Linked DNA regions of Homo sapiens: region 1 is linked to region 2. Evidence: chromatin loops called from intact Hi-C (ENCODE). Cell type or tissue: CD4-positive, alpha-beta T cell. All regions are shown on one strand.

The links. Peaks named below come from ENCODE experiments on the same cell type or tissue, not always from the same donor. Only the 100,000 strongest peaks of a DNase experiment are listed, where the experiment ranks them.
Region 1: a loop joins it to region 2, with 9 times the contacts of the local background. A loop is called at or near these places in 6 of 110 quality-filtered maps.

The regions. Positions count from the first base shown.
Region 1 is chr2:459,709-462,208 of GRCh38, forward strand. No RefSeq gene overlaps it. Among named protein-coding and RNA genes, the nearest start is that of LINC01874, 32 kb to the right of the region's middle. In CD4-positive, alpha-beta T cell, no CTCF peak of the experiment used is centred here; a DNase peak (open chromatin) is centred at 1,353; H3K27me3 peaks cover 300 bases.
Region 2 is chr2:392,701-395,200 of GRCh38, forward strand. No RefSeq gene overlaps it. Among named protein-coding and RNA genes, the nearest start is that of LINC01865, 78 kb to the left of the region's middle. RefSeq lists an enhancer at 939-1,638. In CD4-positive, alpha-beta T cell, no CTCF peak of the experiment used is centred here; DNase peaks (open chromatin) are centred at 1,441 and 1,861; H3K4me3 peaks cover 1,054 bases; H3K27ac peaks cover 701 bases.

The DNA of each region.
Region 1 (2,500 bases), 67 kb after region 2:
TATGTAAAACAACATGTTTAAATATGTGAACTGCAACCAGATAGAAAATACAATGAGACCAATTTATAATGGCAAATATATAAAACAAATGAACAGAAATTAAAAAGATATTGTGCCTAGAAATAAGATTAAAAATATTTCATATCTATACAAAAACATTGGACCTTCGCATGCAATCAGCAGTGGATCCTAATCTCTCTTTTATACCCTTCTCTCCCTGAATTTTCACTGGATCCATTTTGGGGGTTCACTGCTTTTTTACTCAACAATGTCTAATCTGATTTTTAATACATACATCAGGCTTTGAATTTTAAATGTTATGTTTTGCTTGCCTAGACTTTGAATTTGGTTCATTTCCAACTTTGTTTGCACATTTTTAGACAGTTGCTCTTGGTCCATCTGCAGTCTGTTCTTTCCTTATTTAAAAATCCTTCAGCCGCAGGCTTGCCAGAGTCTCGGATGACTTCTGTGGCTGGAGCCTCTGTGGCTCTGATCCTGCCGACCTGCTGCACTGAAACTTGTTGCTAATGTGTTTCTTGATTTTGGATGGTTAGTTCGTTTTTCCTGAAAGTTTATCTGTGGAATTTCTTTGAGTTCAGATTTAAGTCAAGTTAGCTTAAGAGTAGACTTATTTTTGCCACTGTCCTGTATGTTCAGGTAAAATAAGTTCAGGGCCACTTTAGGATTAATTCTCCATTAAACTTCCCATGTGATTTGCCTCTGTAAATGCACCTGGATTCCACACTGGGGCTAGAAACCCCAGAGGAAATTACTTTTCAGAACCTCAATATGAAGGTTTGAATAAGGCAGTTTTCCTCGCCATAGTTTGAAGTTAGAGGCATTATTGTTTCTGTTTATTTTTAAGCCCAGAGTGTTGTCCCTGAGGGTCCAGGCTTTGAGAAGTAGGTTTGATCTGAGAAGATCCTGATGTTCGCTGCCTGTGCCTGCATTTCCCAGACCTGAAAACGGAATTTTGCTTTCTCTCTGCTGAGGTGATGTCAGGGCTGTCTTTACATCTTTGGGCTCCAAAGTGAAGACCATGAATATATTTTACTTTTTTGGTTTGCAGTTTCAATTGTTAATAAAATACAATATTTCTCTGAGCAAGATTTCTCTGTTCATGTTACTCATCCACATAGAGCTTGTGTGAATTAAATTATCTGATCAATTCTAGGCAGTTTGTTTTAATAGGAGGACTGTGAGGTCACTGAGGGGAGAACGTGTCCAGTTGTGACATTTGTCAGAATCAGACTGGAGACGCTTATGTCAAAACCCTGAAAAACGGAGCCAGGGAAGGGAGGAGACTCACAGATGAATGCCTGGCAACAAGAACTACCACAAAAGACGGCAGGAAACCACAACTGTGCACAAAGGCCACCACAACCTTACCCAAAAAATACTTCTGTGAGGTCATCTGCCCAGCAACTGCTTGCGCAGCCTGGACTGGGGCCACCCTTGTTATTGATCCTTGTAGCCAAGAATAATAAATCATCTCAAAACAATCGTGTGGTTCTCCTCATTTTCCTTCAAAAACCTTTGTTGTCACTGACCCCTCCGAGTACGTGCAGGTTGGCATGGCACTTGGGTTCCTACTGCAATGCCCATTCCAGAATAAAAGTTATTCTCATTTGGATGTCCTTTCTCTGTTTGTTGTTTAGGTTGACAAAATCCAGGAGAGAGGTAAGAAAGAGGACAGGGCAGAACAGAGGGGTATTCCTGAACCCTCAGGACCTGCGGACCATTGGATCGAATGGAGAGTTGGTGGGATGGAGCCTGGCTGAGCTCAGGATGGCCTGGGCAGTCCCCGAGATATGGAGGGGAAGAGGCTGCGGACAGACATAGAGGAACAAATAGGCTGGTTTAGGGCCATTGGGAATGAGAGTTTTCCTTCCCAGAGCTTTGTCTCAAAGAAAAGAAAATCTGCTCACTAATTAAGGAATTGTGAGTCTTTTTCATATCTTGTCTAAGCATGTGATTTACTGACTTTAGTCACGAATATTGGTAAGTGCCAAACTGAAGAAAACTTGTCATTCTTTACCACTCATAGTTGGCATGAAAAATTAAAAAAATCTATTTATCTGTCATAAGATAAATTTTATGACATTCATAATGATGAATTCTCCCTGCAATCTGCAGAGCCTCCCACCTGCCTGCCCTGCCTCTCCCTGGTGTTGGGGGATAAGCCTCCCTGGCCAGGCTCTGCCTCCAGCCTGCCCTCACTGCTGTGGCTTCCTGCAGGGACTCAGGAAACACCTTCTCTCCCTCATACCCGCCCTCCTGTAGGAAACTGTCCTTCACCTCCACTCTGTATTCTTCAAATTTCCAACTCTTCAGCAGGCTTAGAATTCTTTCTTTTCAACTTTCCTATGTTAAAAAATGTTATCACTGTAAGAAAAATTACAAAATTTTATAATTTTTCAAAAGTACAAATAAAAGAGGATTCTCAGAACATATAATTTTGATGAGTTTAATAAATACATAGCGAACTGATCAAGATGGG
Region 2 (2,500 bases):
ACGCAGGTCACTGCAAAGAGGAAAGGGCGCACGCAGGCGCAATGCACAGATCCACGGGCAGCATCTAGACGACGTGCGCTGCTCACAAGGCGAACCTTCGCTCAATGCTCCGGAAGCTGGTTTCCGAATTCACGCCAGCTCACAACTGACCTTCATGCTACACTTTGGGTCCCGTGAGGGCGGCTGCTTCCCCCTGCTCACTCTTGGGCAGCTGGAGCCTAACATAGAACCTGGCATGTGGTAAGCGTGTGCTCAAACTTCACGGCGGGGTGAGGGTGCAGGCATGTGCTTACCACACACTCAAACCTCACGGCAGGCTGAGGATGCAGGCATGTGCTTACCACACACTCAAACCTCACAGGCAGGCTGAGGGTGCAGGCAGGTGCTTACCACACACTCAAACCTCAGGGCGGGCTGAGGATGCAGGCACGTGCTTACCAGGCATTCAAACTTCACGACTGGCTGAGGATGCAGGCAGGTGCTTACTACACACTCAAACTTCACGGTGGGCTGAGGGTGCAGGCACGTGCTTACCAGGTATTCAAACTTCATGGTGGGCTGAGGGTGCAGGCATGTGCTTACCGCACACTCAAACTTCATGGGGGGCTGAGGGTGCAGGCATGTGCGTACCAGGTATTCAAACTTCATGGTGGGCTGAGGGTGCAGGCATGTGCTTACCACGCATTGAAACTTCAGGGCGGGCTGAGGATGCAGGCATGTGCTTACCAGGCACTCAAACTTCACGGCAGGCTGAGGGTGCAGGCATGTGCTTACCAGGCACTCAAACTTCACGGCAGGCTGAGGGTGCAGGCATGTGCTTACCACGCACTCAAACTTCACGGCGGGCTGAGGGTGCAGGCACGAGCTTACCACGCATTGAAACTTCAGGGCGGGCTGAGGATGCAGGCATGTGCTTACCACACACTCAAACTTCACGACAGGCTGAGGGTGCAGGCATGTGCTTACCACGCACTCAAACTTCACGGCGGGCTGAGGGTGCAGGCACGAGCTTACCACACACTCAAACTTCACGGCGGGCTGAGGGTGCAGGCACGAGCTTACCACACACTCAAACTTCACGACAGGCTGAGGGTGCAGGCATGTGCTTACTAGGCAGTCAAACTTCACGGCAGGCTGAAGGTGCCTGCTCCCAAGCGATCTCATGCAGCCTGCACTCAAACTCCACATTCCAAAAGTACCTACTCATCTGCCTAGATGCCTGCAGGGCTGGCTCTGATCTGCTTGTCCTGAAATGTGTTAACTGCCTTTTCATACCTTTTTTCATTGCCATGCCAACTGTGAAAGACTCCAGCCCCTTTCAGATGAGGCCCCCAGCTCGGAGATCCACCCTCCAGGAGGTGCTGGGCAGACGCGTGGGGCGGCCTCCACCTCCGGTTTCCTCCCTGTTGCCTCCCGCAGCCTCTCATTCAGAAAGAAACGTGTTTCCGGAAGCTGTGCCGTTGCCATGGAGCCTGGATGGCTTTGTCAGTTTCCTTATTTGCAGCCTCATCTCATCTCCAGACCCACTGTGCTCCTGGACTCGCTGGCAGTCCCAGCTCTCGCCTTCACTGTGGTCTGTGGACCCCTGCACTGAGCCTCGTGTCCTGTGAAGTCAGGCTCTGAGGGTCTCCACGGCCTCCTCTCACCAGAGACCCCCACATCTGCCGCGAATATAACCTAACACTCGAAACCTTTCTCAGTGGCTTGTGCCACCTTTTGAACTTACAATGTTGCTTTGTAGTTCCTTTTATCTGTTGTACGCTTCAGTTAACAGCGCAGTCGACACCTCCCCGGTGTTGGCATATTCTATCCTTCCACGTCCGTGTTGTGTGTTTTCATGGCGTGTCACTGACTCCCCCCGCTGGGGCCCGCGTCTCCTCTGTGCCTCCTCGTTTTGCGGTCTCTCCACATTTCCTGGATGCTCACTGTGCACCTGTCTCACTACAGCACCCTCGACACTGGCGGGCGCCTGGCTCAGCTGTTTAAGTAACTTTATGTTTATTACTTGGGAGGATATTAGCCTAGATTTAATTAATCTCTATGGCAGCATTTTACTTTTTTCTTTTATTTCATTTTGGAGACAGCCTGGGCTTTGTGGCCCAAGCTGGAGTGCAGTGGCGATCTCGGCTCACTGCAGCCTCTGCTTCCCAGGTTCAAGAGATTCTCCTGCTTCAGCCTCCCGAGTAGCTGGGACTACAGGCATGTGCCACCAAACCCGGCTAATTTTTGTATTTTTAGTAGAGACGGGGTTTCACCATGTTGGCCAGTGTGGCCTCGAACTTCTGGCCTCAAGTGATCCACCTGCCTCGGCCTCCCAAAGTGCTGGGATTACAAGTGTGAGCCACCGCACCCGGCCTATGTTGCTTCATTTTAAATGTCCAGTTGCGAAGCTGTGGGTGCAGTAATGGAGCTGATTTCTCAGCTGCTTCAGCTGAGTGATGTCCAACAACTGAACACAGGAAGCCTCAACGCAGATGCTCAGGCGGGGGCGACCGTGGAG